Linked DNA regions of Homo sapiens: regions 2 and 3 are each linked to region 1. A link is an interaction called in ENCODE POLR2A ChIA-PET data of the cell type or tissue named here. Cell type or tissue: A673. All regions are shown on one strand.

Region 1 (5,000 bases):
ACATGTTCTCACTCATAAGTGGGAGTTGAACAATGAGAACATATGGACACAGGGAGGGGAACATCACACACCGGGGCCTGTTGGGGGATGGGGTACTAGGGGAGGGATAGCATTAGGAGAAATACCTAATGTAGATGATGGGTTGATGGGTGCAGCAAACCACCATGGCACATATATACCTATGTAACCTGCACATTCTGCACATGTATCCTAGAACTTAAAGTATAATTTAAAAAACAAACAAAACTTAAGAGGAGAATAGGAGAATAGACTACTATTTTTACACAGATATTTACCATTTCTGGTGCTCTTCCTTCATTCCTGATGTTTTCAGGTTTCCTTCTGGTATCATTTCCCTCTGTCTGAAGAATTTTCTTTAGCAATTATTTTAGAACAGCTCTGCTAGAAATGAATTCTTTTAGTTTGTCTTCATATGAGAATGCCATTATTTCACCTGAATTCCTGATGGATATTTTCACTAGATGTAGTATTCTGTGTTGACACTTTCAGTGCTTTAAAATTATTGTGCCACTTCTGGCCGGGCGCGGTGGCTCATGCCTGTAATCCCAGCACTTTGGGAGGCCAAGGTGGGTGGATCATGAGGTCAGGAGATTGAGACCATCCTGGCTAACATGGTGAAACCCCGTCTCTAATAAAAATACAAAAAAATTAGCCGAGCGTGGTGGCAGGTGCCTGTAGTTCCAGCTAGTTGGGAGGCTGAGATAGGAGAATGGCATGAACCCAGGAGGCAGAGCTTGCAGTGAGCCTAGATCACACCACTGCACTCCAGTCTGGGCGACAGAGCAAGACTCCGTCTCAAAAAAAAAAAAAAATTATTGTGCCACTTCTGTGGTTTGCATGGATCCTGCTGAGAGATTTGCTGTGATTCAGATTGTTTGTGTGTAGGTAGTACTTTGAATTTCTCTAGCTACTTCCAAGATTTTTTTCTTTGTCTTCATTTTCAGCATTTTGATTGTGATGTGTTTGGGTATAAATTTATGTGTTAAACCTGTTTGGGGTTTGTTGAACTTCTTAAATCTGTAGATTTGTCTTTTGCCAAATTTGAGACCTTTTCTTCCATTATTCTAAATTTTTCAGCACCTTTTGTCATTATCCGAGAGGTCTCTGAGATTCTACTCATTGTTTTTTCAAATCTTTTTTCTCTCTGCTGTTCAGATTGGTTAATTTTTATTGATCTATTTACAAGTTCATTGACTCTGTCATGTTTACCTTGCTATTGAAACCATCCAGTGAATTTTTTTTAAATGTTGGCTATTGTATTTTTCTGTTCTAAAATATCCATTTGATTCTTCTTTATGTCTTCTATTTATTTGCTGATACTTTCTATTTTTTTCTTATTGGCTTCAAAAATGCTTGTGACTGCTTGTAGGAGAATTGTTATAACAAAGTCAAGAACTTTGGAGGGTCTGATATTTTACCTTACTTGCAAGTTAACAAGTTAGGCTGCCACAATTTCATGAATAGTGACAGAAGACACGAGACTCCTGGGTCAGAGACAAAGGACAGTTTATTACCCACACGAATAGCAGGAGGCAGAGTATCAGCATTTAACCCAGTTTTCTGAGCCTCAGTTCCCACACAGTGATGCTGTGAGGGCCTGGTGATACCTGTATATGTAGTGGGATTTATGAATGCTGTGGGAAACACCAGTCTTCAATAAAGGGCCAGCAAACCTGCCCAGCCTTGCCCTGGAGAGAGACATTATCTTTTTTTTTTCATCCTGGAAGGAAAAAAATCTGTCCTTGGTCCCAAAGGAAGACATTCTATCTTCCAAGGATGTTTGCTATACAAACAGCTAAAAAAGATAGTTCAGAGAAAAAGCTGTTAATGCCTTTGCCTAGAACACCTGTAGAAATGCAAGAGACCAATGGAGAATAGACTCCTAACAAATATTAGTAGTTGCTTTAAAGCCTTCATCAGACAATTTTATCATCTGTGTTATCTCAGCATTGTCCTTTTTTTTCCCTATATGAATTGAGATTTTCTTGTTGTTTTTTTTTTTGTTTGTTTGCTTTGTAATTTTGGACCGTATCATGGATATTTTGAATATTCTGTTTTGAGATGCTGGATCTTATTTAAATCCTATTAAGAATGTTGATATTTTTGTTTTAGCAGGCAATCAAGCTGGCTAGGTTCCTGCCACAAGTTCAGACTAGTCTTCTGTAGGTGAGAAAGCGCATAATGATATTAATATCCACCTCCCAAACCCCAGAGTGTGTTACATTCCAGGGTGATAAACCTAGAGGGGCCTTCTTCCTCTTCCCAGAGGAAATTCACTTACATTTCAAGATAATGAATAATTTCTCTCCTGAATGGGAGGAATGGGTAGGTCACCAGCAGCTTTGATAAAAGCTTGGAGGCTTCTAAATTTAAGATTCTTCTCCTGTGATGCAACCCACTGCACAGGAAACATCTGTTGCCTTACGGGAAATGGGGCATGGGGAAATGACACAAGGTGTTGTAAATGCTTTGTGCTTTCAGTAGCAAATCTTTTATGGCACCAGCCCAGCAGTCTGGTGTCTTCTGGCAGTATATGTATATGAAACTGTGGCAAGCTAACCTATTAGCTTGCAAGAAGGACAAACTCTAAGACACTTCACAGTTTCTGACTTAACAGGGGAGAGTGGCAGGATGTGAAGGTGAAGGAGCAGGCAGGGCAAATTACATAGCACCATCCATAGCTAAGGTAATAGATGAATTGTTAATGTTAAAAATAATGACAGCTGGCCGGTCACGGTGGCTCATGCCTGTAATCCCAGCACTTCAGGAGGCCGAGGCAGGCGGATCACGAGGTCAGGAGATCTAGACCACCCTGGCTAAAATGGTGAAACTCTGTCTCCACTAAAAATACAAAAAATTAGCCTGGCGTGGTGGCAGGCACCTGTAGTCTTAGCTACTCGGGAGGCTGAGGCAGGAGAATTGCTTGAACCCAGGAGGCGGAGCTTGCAGTGAGCCAAGATCGCGACACTGCACTCACTCCAGCCTGGGCAACGGAGCGAGACTCCATCTAAAAAAAAAAGAATAATGACAGCAGTAGCAGTGGAAAGGAAAACAAGACACTGCATGCTAAGCTCTTCTGCAATGAGGGTGAGAGACCAGGAAGACAGTAGACGACTGTAAAAAAAAAAAGGAGAATGGATGATATGGTCAAGGGAACTAGAATTTTCAAAGGAGAAAAAAGGTCTGGAATTGGCAGTGGGGAATAAGCAGGACACCTACCTCATCTCTAGGCTCCTTTGGTAAGTGGGTTGAGTAATTTTTAAAAGCAGACACAATTTGAGAGTATTGCAAGGAAAGCAATATTATTAGGAGATGGTTAGGTTTTGGTTAGAGTAAGAAAATGAAAGGAATGTTTAGAAAAGGTGTTAAGGATTAGGGGATTTGACTGATGACAATACAGTGGAAGGGTCAACACAGATTAAGAGGAGTGGGAGCCTGGGCACAGGGGCTCATGCCTGTAATCCCAGCACCTTGGGAGGTCGAGCCAGGCAGATCACCTGAGGTGAGGAGTTCGAGACCAGCCTGGCCAACATGGTGAAACCCTGTCTCTACTAAAACACAAAAATTAGCTGGGTGTGGTGGCTCATGCCTGTAATCCCAGCTACTTGGGAGGCTGAGGCAGGAGAATTGCTTGAATCCGGGAGGCAGAGTTTGCAGTGAGACAAGATCGCACCACTGCACTCCAGCATGGGTGACAGAGCAAGACTCCGTCTCAAAAAAAAAAAAAAAAAAAGGAATGGGAAATTAGGCTATATTAGAGCAAAGCATGATGGTGTTACAATTCTATACAATGGACTTTAAAAGATGCAAATAGGGAAATGAGGTATGATGGGGTTATTTCTATTTTTTTAAAAAAAGGTCTCATTATAGCCTCTTGGGATTGTTCTTTTAAGCAGTTTGTAGCGTGTTATTATAATCTCTTGGAATTGTTCTGTTAGGCAGTTTATAAAGCAGGTGGATATTGTGATGGGTCGGGGGTAGATTTACCAGGATCACATTCAGCTCTTTGTGCCTCTAAAATCCAGCTGGAGTTGTGACTGGGAAGAACTCTGGATGTGTTATTTAAATCCAGGAACACTGGGAATTTTAGAGGCTTTCTTTACAGTCTAAGTCTTTGGTGTTGCTGCCACTGGACAGGCAATCTCCAGGAGCTTGGAAATCCTGCTGTGACTGGGAAAGAGCATAGTGATATAAGTAAATATCTACCAGGAAAATCCAAGAAAAGCAACATCACTTTAGGTGTCTCCTCAAACTTCAGCTCATCAGAGGGGGCTTATTTTAATACATTATCTGAAAGAATATCTTTCCTGGTCACTTTCCATCCTCCTTTCTATGCTTTTCCCGACCACCACCTCCTTAGCACTTATCACCACCTGTCATATATTTCTCTGTTTAGTATTTCCTCTCTGTAGGATATAAAGACCTGGAGAACAGATTTATTACTGCTATTTCCAGGACCCAGAATAGCATTTGGCACATTGTACACACTCAATAAATATTTGTAGAGTGGATGGATAAACTGAAGAATATTAGAACCATTAAACAAGTCTAGTAATGTGACCAATTAAAAAATCAGTAATTCTGCTGGGCGTGGTGGCTCATGCCTGTAATCCCAGCACTTTGGGAGGCCGAGGTGGGCAGAACATCCGAGGTCGGGAGTTCAAGGCCAGCCTGGCAATCAAGGTGAAACCCCATCTCTACTAAAAATACAAAAATTGGTGTGGCATGTGCCTGTAATCCCAGCTACTTGGGAGGCTGAGGCAAGAGAATCACTTGAACTCGGGTGGCAAAGGTTGCAGTGACCCGACATTTTACCACTGCACTCCAGCCTGGGTGACAGAGTGAGACCCTGTCTCAAAAAAACAAAACAAAACAAAACAAAAAAAACAAAAAGGACAAAAAAACCCAGTAATGGTAATAAAAAATATAAAATATTCAGAAGTAAACTAAATGGTAAATAGTACTCAAATTTACCGACA
Region 2 (5,000 bases), 72 kb before region 1:
TACAAAAAGTAGCCAGGCCTGGTGGTGCATGCCTGTAGTCCCAGCTACTCGAGAGGCTGAGGTGAGAGGATCACTTAAGCACAGGAAGGCAAGGCTGCAGTGAGCTGGGATTGTGCCACTGCACTCCAGCCTTAGGCAACAGAGTGAGACCCTGTCTCAAAAAAAAAAAAAAAATAGTAAAGTACATCTTGCCATCACCCTGCTGAAACACTTCAATGGCTTTCCATTGCAGCTAGAATAAAATCCAAGCTATTTACAATGGACTGGCTCCTGCTCCCTCTCCAGTATCATTCAGTCCGTTCTCCCCCACCCACTGTACTCCAGCCAGACCTTCTGTTCCTCAAACTTGCCAAGCGTTTTCCTGGATCCAGGCCTTTATACCTGCTGATTACTCTGCCTGTTTGCCTCTAGCTCTTTGCATAGCTTCTCTCTGTCACCCTTCAGCCCTTGACTCACACCGCCCTCATCAGAGGTGCCCTCCTTGACCGTCATGTCTCAGAAGGCCTCCTCAACTTATCTGCTGTCTTACCACCCAAATTGTTTCATTGTTATCCCTAATCCACAGTTATTTTGTGTATTTGTTATTCCTCTGTCTTCTAACACTGTAACATAAGCATCACTGGGGAACAGCCTTTGCCTGTCTTGTTTATTGCTACATCCTTAGTCCCTTACACAGTGCCTGAAACATAAGGGATGCTTGTTTAATATTTATAAAATAAAAGAATGAACTTTCCCTATGAATCTCCATCTCCTAATTTATTCCTCTTCATCAAAGGAAATGCAAGGCTAAACATGAGTGCATAATGGGAATAACAAGTGTTAACACAGGATTTGTGTGATGAGTGGATGACTTCCAGGAAAAAGCAATCAGAGGAGCCAATTTGGTGGTAAAAAAGGAAAGAAAGAAAAAGGAAGGAAGGAAAGGAAGGAAGGAAGGAAGAAAGAAAAAGAAAGAAAGAGAGAAAGAGAAAGAAAGAGGGAGGGAGGGAAGGGGGCAATTGTGATTGGATGAGAGCAGAAAGTAGCGGAAAATGCTGTGTCTGCATTGTCAACCAATAGCAATTTGGATTGCCACAGCTACAGACACCTCAGGAGGTCTTGGAAGAAGGCATGGGGAGGAGAAGGCAGCCTAATCAAGGTGACATACCTGCTTCCTGCAAATTCAAAATCACATGCTGGGGTGAGGTGGCTCTCACTGTCCATATGAATTTCCATTTCTTTTCACTTCCTTTCTTTACCCACCTTCTCTATTCTGCCTCCGCCTGCTACAATTCATCTCCTTTAAGGTTCCCTGTATTGGATAAATTTTAACCCAAGCATTAGGCAGCACACGTTTCTGAGAGGAGCAGAGGCTGCAGAATCAGACAAGCCTGGCTTTAAATTCTTGCTGTATTCCATTGCTCTATTCCTTCTAGCAATATTATTTTAGTAAAGTTAACTTCTCTAAGAGAAGCAATAATACCTGTCTCATAAAGGTTATTGTGAAGATTAAATGAGATACTACATTAAGAACTTGCCCCAGTATGGAGCAGAGTAATAAAGTTATATAACTTCAAAACAAGCAGGGTGAGGCTGGGGAGGAGAGGGGTGGTTAATAAGAAAAAGAAAAAAAAACAGTATTTGTTAAAAACCTACAGGAGACATCATATTTAATGGTGAAATGTCAAAAGCATTCTACTTTAGATAAAGAACAAGACATGGATGTCAGCTGTCACCTCTCTCATTTAATAACATGCTGGACATCTTGCCCAGTGCAATAAAACAAGAGAAATGTAAAAAATTTATAGGAGGTGGAAAGAATGAAAAAAACTATTTTTATTTGAAGGTGATATAATTTTTGTAGAACACCAAAAAGAATCTCCAATAATTAGGATTAATAAATGTTTCACTTGGTTCTTCAATCCAAAATTAATATATAAAAATTGGCCAGGTACAGTGGCTCACACCTGTAATCCCAGCACTTTGGGAAGACAAGACAAGAGAATCGCTTGAGGCCAGGAGATCCAGACCAGCCTGGCCAACATGGTGAAACCCTATCTCTACTAAAAACACAAAAATTAGCCGGGCATGGTGGCACACACCTGTAATCTCAGCTACTCGGGAGGCTGAGGCACAAGAATCGCTTGAACACTGCAGAGATCGTACGTAGTGAGACGAGACAAGATCACACCACTGTACTCTGGCCTGGGCGACAGAGCAAAACTGTCTCAAAAAAAAGAATTCAATCAATCAAACCCTTTAAGAAGAAAATTATAAAACTTCACTGAAAGACATTAAAGAGGCAGGGGATGGTGGCTCATACCTCTAACCCCAACACTTTGGGAGGCAGAGGTGGGAGGATTGTTTGAGCCCAGGAGTTTGCAACCAGCCTGGGCAATATAGCAAGACCCTGTTTCTACAAAAAGTAAAAAAAAAAAATTAGCCAGTCATGGTGGGGTGCACTGATAGTCCCAGCTACTTGGAATGCTAAGCCAGGAAGATTACTTGAGCCCAGGAGTTCAAGTCTGCAATAAGCTATGATTAGGCCACTGCACTTGACAGAGTGAGATCCTGTCTCAAAAAGAAAGAAAGACTTAAAGAAAACCTAAATAAATGGAAAGATTTACCATATTCTTGGCCAGGAAAACTCAATATTGTTAAGATATTGATTCTCCTAAGTGGACTGATAAATTCAAAGCGTTCCAATCAAAATCCCAACATTGTTTTTTATTTGATGAGTTAAATCTAAAATTTAGGTAAACAACAAAGGCCCCAGAATTACCAAAACTGTGGATGAAGAGCAAGATGTGGGACTTGACCTACCAAATATCAAGATAGAAAGCTTTAGGAATTAAGGACGTGTAGTACCAGCCCAGAAACAGACAAATAGGCCAATTAAATGAAATAGCCCAGAAACAGACCCAGGCATATATGGAGCCTTCATTGATAATAGAATGGTCACTATCGTTCAATAGGGAAAAAGTGGGTGACTTAATAAATGGTGTCAGGACAATTAGATATTCATATAAAAAATATAAAATTAGATCCTCAATTCATACTATATAAAAATCAACTATATGTGGATTAAAGACTTCATTTTTTTAATGTGAAAAATACAGCTATAGAACATTTAGAATAACATATAGATGGAACAGTTTTTTTACTTCAGAGTAAGAAAAATGTTATTAAACAAGACACAAAAGCACACACCATAAATAAAATTATCAATAAATTCAGTTGTATTAAAATTAAGAACATCTGTTCTGGCCAGTTGTGGTGGCTCACGCCTGTAATCCCAGCACTTTGGGAGGCTGAGGCAGGTGGATCACCTGAGGTCAGGAGTTCGACACCAGCCTGGCCAACATGGAGAAACCCCATCTCTACTAAAAATACAAAAACTATCTAGGTATGGTGGCGGGCATCTGTAATCCCAGCTACTTGGGAGGCTGAGGCAGGAGAATCGCTTGAACCCAGGAGGCTGAGGTTGCAGTGAGACAAGATCGCACCACTGCACTCCAGCCTGGGCAACAGAGTGAGACTCCGTCTCAAAAAAAAAAAAAAAAAAATCCGTTCTTTGAAAGACACTGTAAAAAGAGTGAAGAGACAATCTATAAATGGAGAGAAGATATTTGCCTCACATATGATCGGCGAAGGAATCATATCCAGAACATATAGAACTTTTACAAATCAGTAAGAAAAAGACAAAGAACCCAACAGAAAAATAAAAGACCTGACAAGAAATTCAAGAAAACAAAGACATTACCAGAATTTAACAAATAAATGAAAAGTTGCTCATTAGTAAACAGAAAAATACAAACTAAAATCATTAGAATCCATTTTACTCTCACTAGATTAACAAAACATCATTTAGTTGGATAATAACAAGTGTTGTGAAGTCCTGCCTCAGGACCTTTGCACATGCTGCCTGCTTGAGCTGGAATACTCTACCTTTACATCTTAGCAGGGCTTGTTCCTTCACTTCATTCAGATCTGGTTCAGTTGTTACCCTACTAAGAGGCTTTTTCTGACCATAATATCCAAATAATGCCCTTCAGCCTCCAACATTCTGTAGCCTGTTACCTGCTTTATTATCATTTTCAAAGCACTTGTTAACATTTTGCTACATTTATTCTCTGTGTGTGTGTGTGTGTGTGTGTATGTACACATAAGGATTCACACACATTTGTTATTATTATTTTGCAGAACCTTTTGAAAGTAGGTAGCTGACATACTAAGTGATTTTCAGATGGCGAACACTTTGGGGAAAAGGATGATTATGTAGAAAACAAATAACATTCAAATAGAGCATACTGACTGTGAAGAGGTGGAGATTATTATAAATCTTCAAGACTACTGTAAGCAGAATTAAGGAAATTAGATCCCCCTCACCGTATAGTTATTGTTATTTTGCAGAACATACTAAAAGCAGGTTGTTGACATCAGGACACTTCACCCCTAAATACTTCCATATGTATCTCCTAAGATTCTCCCACTTAACCTCAATACTATTATCACAAGTAAGACAATTGACAATCATTCCCTAATACCATCTAACACGCAGCCAGTATTCAAATTTCCAAGTACTCCTTTTAGAGGTCATAATCATATCAATTATATTGAAATGCACCCATGGTACCCTAAGGTTTTTCAGAAAATTTTTTAAAAGATAATTTTACTTCTGAAATAATTTAGCTACAATCAAACCACTTAATTTGCAATCAGTTATAGTTTCTTAGCAAGCATAGTACATGCTTGGGAACTCTTTTGAAGGAAAATAATCTAATCCACTTTGTTGGATTGAAGGACAATAATCTAATCCAATTGTTTTCAAATATAATTACATTATATTTTTATGAATACTAACATTTTATCAACTACTAATGTTAGCATTAATTTTTAGTTTGCAGATATTTAATTAAATGCTCTTTAGTTCTGTTTTATTCATTTTTATTTTCATATTTTGGGGTCAATTCTTTTTTTTTTCAGGTCTCAAAAATTTTTATAGGCCATCTGAAAGCTCC
Region 3 (5,000 bases), 190 kb before region 1:
GCTAAACGGTGCCCTTTTTCTTGACTTAGACATCAATTTTTTTTTCTTCTCAATAATATTGGCAGGCATAGCTAATAGCTTAATCAGTATCCATTTTCCTCTTCTTTCTTACCAATGCAACCTCAATTTTTAACCAGGTTGCAATATACCCAGTTTATATTCATCTCTCTAGCCTTGCTTACAACTAGAGATGGCTCTGTGACTCATTTGATCAATGAGTTAAAAGCAGAAATCTGCTGAATGGAGCCTCTGGGAATACTATTGTTTTTATAGCTTAAAAAGAAATGGTGCTGACTCACTCAGTTAATCCCTGCTGCCCTTCACCATATCACACTACCCTGTCCTGCTGCCTGCACTACCCCCTTCTTGCCACTTCTATTCAATATTGTACTGTAGGTTCCAGCCAGGGGAGTTCAGCAAGAAAAATGAAAAAAAAAAAAAAAAAAAAAGGCATCCAGTTAGAAAGGAAGAAATAGTTGGCCGGGCACGGTGGCTCATGCCTGTAATCCCAGCACTTTGGGAGGCCAAGGCGGGAAGATCACCTGAGGTCAGGAGTTCCAGACCAGAATGGCCAACATGGTGAAACCCCGTCTCTACTAAAAATACAAAAATTAGCCGGGTATGGTGGTGCACGCCTGTAATCCCACCTACTTGGGAGGCTGAGGCAGGAGAATCACTTGAACCCAGGAGGTGGAGGTAGCAGTGAGCTGAGATAGCGCGATTGCACTCCAACCTGGACAAGAGCAAAACTCTGTCTCAAAAAAAAAAAAAAGACAAAAAAGGAAAGGAAGAAATAGTTACCTCTATTTGCAGATGACATACTCTTGTCTACAGAAAATCCTAAATAATCTGCAAAAAAATTGATTGCAGCTAATAAATGAATTTGGCAAGGTTGCAGGATACAATATGAATATATAAAGATCAATTACATTTCTATACACTCACAATAAATAACTCCCAAATGAAAACAAATCCATTAACAATAGCATCAAAGAGAATGCTTCTGCTTTACTTGTTTCCAAAATTCTCACCACTCCCTTTACTCTCTCTGTCTCTCTCTGCCTATCCAACCCCTACCCCGTAGCCTCCCAGCCTTCTACTTTCCCCACTTTACACACAAACACACACACACACACACACACACACACTGAATTTGAATTTGTATCACAACAGCAAACAGTTTATTGAAAGCATGGATTTGGATTTGGACTGATCTAACTTTGAATCCAAGTTTCGCTTTTTGTTTGCTTGTGTCCATGAGGCATGTACCTAAGCTCTCTAAGCTGTTTCCTTGTCCACAGAAAGGGGATAATAAGAACACCTACCTCAGGGGGGTTTTGTGATGTTTAAATTAGATGTATATAAGATGTTTAGCCCAGAACCTGGCACACTGTGTGTTCTCACCTAATGGTGTATAGTAGCTGTGACTGCTGCAACTTGCTAACCACCAGAGATGTTTGTAAAAACAAAACAAAAAACTCATCCTGGACTTGTTTCATTCTGCTGAAGATCAGAGAAGAAGAGACCCTGGCTTACCCATGGGATGGCAAGAATTATATCTGTAAATAATAATAATAATTAATAATAATTCCTTGTTCCAGTAGAAATTTTCCTAGACATAATACTCCAGTGTTAAAGTACTGAACTGTCTTGAGATGCTCTCAGTAAATACATGGTTCTATCAAATCTGTTGTTTCTTTTTACTTTTTTTTTTTTTAGACGGAGTCCTGCTTTTGTTGCCCAGGCTGGAGTGCAGTGGCGCGATCTCAGCTCACTGCAACCTCTACCTCCCGGGTTCAAACGATTCTCCTGCCTCAGCCTCCCAAGTAGCTGGGATTACAGGTACATGCCACCATGCCCGGCTAATTTTTGTATTTTTCATAGAGATGGGGTTTCACCATGTTAGCCAGGATGGCCTCAATCTCCTGACCTCATGATCCACCTGCCTTGGCCTCCCAAAGTGCTGGGATTATAGGCATGAGCCACCATGCCTGGCCCAAATTTGTTGTTTCTTAATAAGGAGACTTTTTGGCTTACATATAAAATTATTAAGGGATAGAGCAATAGATACTCTGTGAAAGAGATAATAGGAGCAGGATATGGCTTGGAAAAAAGAAGTCAGGCTATGTGAAATTAATAATGGTCTTCAATAAGGATTTAACAACCTATTATGAAGAGTATAGTGGTCAGTTCTGCTCCATTTCCACTAAAACACAGATGAAGTATGAGGCTTAACTGTGGCATTTAAAGTAGAGATTTAGTCAAGTCTGGATTATACATGCTTAGAAAAGGGAATCAAGGAATGGATAATGAGGACCATTTTATAATCTAAAACTGCATTTGGCCTTAAAGTGAAGTCACTGACATTTATTCAGGGAATGTCTTTATGAAAACAACCATATTGATTGTCTTGAAGATTTTTTTTTCTTGTTGCAGTTGCATTCATTAATTGCGCAATTGATTAGATCACTCAGTAGATCATTCTTGGTAATTTTTCATGCTAAAGCATCTGGTTAATTAGGTTTTATCACGATTAAAAAAAAAAAAGAAGAAAGAAAGAAAGAAACAGCCCATTCTTAGACTGGTTTGCAGACCACGGTCAGCCAAGGGGCACATTCCTGTATTCATCCCAGCCTCCTGGGACCAGGACTTCTCCACTCGCCTGTAAACTGCTCCATCCAGGCTCCTGTCTTTCAGTGAGGATTTGGGCTCCGGCTTTGAACTCTGTCCTCCTCAAGTACCATCAGCATCTTAGGTGACCTGAAGCCTACCTCAAGGACCCATCACACCTGAGTTCCTCACTTCTTTGCTTTTCTTCTCCCCTTCAGCCGCCAATGAGTTAAAAGTACAAATCTGCTGAATGGAGCCTCTGGGAATACTATTGTTTTTATAGCTTAAAAAGAAATAGTGCTGACTCACTCAGTTAATCCCTGCTGCCGTTTACCACATCACACTACCCTGTCCTGCTGCCTGCACTACCCCCTTCTTGCCACTTCTATTCAACGTGGTACTGTAGGTTCCAGCTAGGGGAGTTCAGCAAGAAAAATGAAAAAAAAAAAAAAAAGAAAAGGGGGGCATCCAATGGACACACCTTGATCTTGTCGTCCCAGATCCGCTCCTCTTCTGAAATCAGAAAACTGAAACTTCTTACCCTTCCAACCAGGCGACTCAGTTACTTCCCAGACACCATCTCCTTGACCCCTGCAGCCCCACCTTGTTTCTTGAGTCAACTCTCCTGATCTCCTGCTTCAAATCTCCACCCTTCAATTCTGTCAGCCCCACCTCACCCTCTCAGCAGATCACCCCACCCCATCAGAAGAAAACAGATACTCCCAGAAGAGAAGAAGTGGAACACGTGCCGTCATATCTCTACACTGCTTCCGCCTTCTTCCTTCCCTTCCGTTACGACAGAGGAAGTCACTCATCCGTCCTAGCTCCTGGACGCTGGACCGCTCCTCAACTCCCTGCTCAGGGGGAGACTAGCTCCTCGTATTATGTTCAGTCTCTACGTTTCTCTACAGAAAGGTAGGAACTAGGGAGCATTTAAACACATTTGTTTTTTCCCAATCTTGAAAGTAAAATCAAAGCCCCTTGTCAAACCCCCCTCCAAATCCTAAACTGTCTTTTTCCTCTCCATGGACAGTCGTCTCTTCTCTCCCTCTGCAGCCCTCCCAAGTCCCACGGCAGCTGGGTCTTCATCTCTCCACTGCACCCAGAATCACACGCTGACCCAGATAAAGCTCAATGCAGTGAACACTCTTGGGTTTGTATCTGTTTTACCTCCAGGCAACATTTGTTGCTACAGACTACTCCCTGTTCTCTTCCTTTCTGTAATCCAAGTGCTCTCTAGGTCTCATATTCAGTCTCCCTCCTAGACGCCTCCACCCTGGAATAATGTGTTTCGTGTTTTTTCTTAGGGCTGTGTCCTGCGTTCTTTTCTCTTCTCGCTCTTCCAGCTCTCACTGGCTGCATTTGTTTCCTCTCGAGGCTTCATTTACAATCTGATGTGTGACAACCTTCAGTCCTTTTTCCCTAGGGTAGGCTTTTCTCCAGAGCTCCATGTAGCTAACTAACCACTGGACACCGGTTCTTGGAGCCAGCTCCTTCAAACCGCTCAACTCATCCTGTCTCCAACAAAATCATCCTTAGCCCTTCCTTTCTCCCAAGTCACCCTGCAGGTTCCCTTGCTCCTAGTAATAACGCCATTGTTTACCCTGTTGCTCAAGCCACGAAGTTAGGAGTTACTCCTAAAGCCTCCCTCTCTTGACTCCTCAGATCCAATCAATCATCAAGTCTTCAGTTCTCCGCTCTAGATATCTAGCTAGCTATTTCTAATCCCCACCAGCCCTTGCTTTAGTATAGCAAAACCCTCCTAACTGGTCTCCCTGGTTCCTGCCTGGCTCTTGCACACAGCTTTGAATCTATAAAATGTTAATCCAATTGTGTCCTGCATTCCCTCCCCTTCATCTGAAACCCTCTAAGACTTCTCATGGCCCCTAAGGGAAAAGGCAGCCTCCCAAAGAGGGCTCAGAAGACTCCTGGGGCTCTGCACAATTTGGCCCCCTTACCCAAGCACCGGCCTCACTCCTCTGCACTCTCTGCTGCACTCCACACCTCACTCCAGGGCCTCGTTGCGCTTCCCGCTCTCTCTGGGCAGTCCTCCAGTACTCCTCTCCTTTCCCAACTAGGCTAACCCTTACTCAGGCTTCAAATCTCAGTTTAAATGTCACTTCCACGTGAAGCCCTCTGTATTGGGTGGAATGATGCCCTTTTACTCCTCCCCTCCACAAAAGCTATTCCACATCCGGGCCGGGTGGCTCACACCTGTAATCCTAGCACTTTGGGAGGCTGAAGTGGGTGGATCACTTGATGTCAAGAGTTTGAGACCAGCCTGGCCAACATGGTGAAACCCTATCTCTACTAAAATACAAAAATTAGCCAGGCATGGTAGTGGGTGCCTGTAGTCCCAGCTACTCGGGAGGCTGAGGCAGGAGAATTGC

What was found. Peaks named below come from ENCODE experiments on the same cell type or tissue, not always from the same donor. Only the 100,000 strongest peaks of a DNase experiment are listed, where the experiment ranks them.
Region 2: POLR2A ChIA-PET joins it to region 1 with 6 read pairs; 3 of 35 experiments call an interaction of 5 or more read pairs at or near these places.
Region 3: POLR2A ChIA-PET joins it to region 1 with 9 read pairs; 1 of 35 experiments calls an interaction of 5 or more read pairs at or near these places.

What each region holds. Positions count from the first base shown.
Region 1 is chr4:139,417,057-139,422,056 of GRCh38, reverse strand. No RefSeq gene overlaps it. Among named protein-coding and RNA genes, the nearest start is that of RAB33B-AS1, 34 kb to the left of the region's middle. In A673, no CTCF peak of the experiment used is centred here; a DNase peak (open chromatin) is centred at 2,466; H3K27ac peaks cover 2,733 bases.
Region 2 is chr4:139,488,715-139,493,714 of GRCh38, reverse strand. It overlaps a transcript of SETD7 not described here. Among named protein-coding and RNA genes, the nearest start is that of RAB33B, 37 kb to the right of the region's middle. In A673, no CTCF peak of the experiment used is centred here; no DNase peak of the experiment used is centred here.
Region 3 is chr4:139,605,123-139,610,122 of GRCh38, reverse strand. LOC105377622 (a long non-coding RNA gene) reads left to right here and starts at 3,420. Exons shown (of 6, transcript NR_171655.1): 1 at 3,420-3,525; 2 at 3,667-3,763. In A673, CTCF peaks have their summits at 456 and 3,012; DNase peaks (open chromatin) are centred at 302, 2,942 and 4,412; H3K27ac peaks cover 4,704 bases.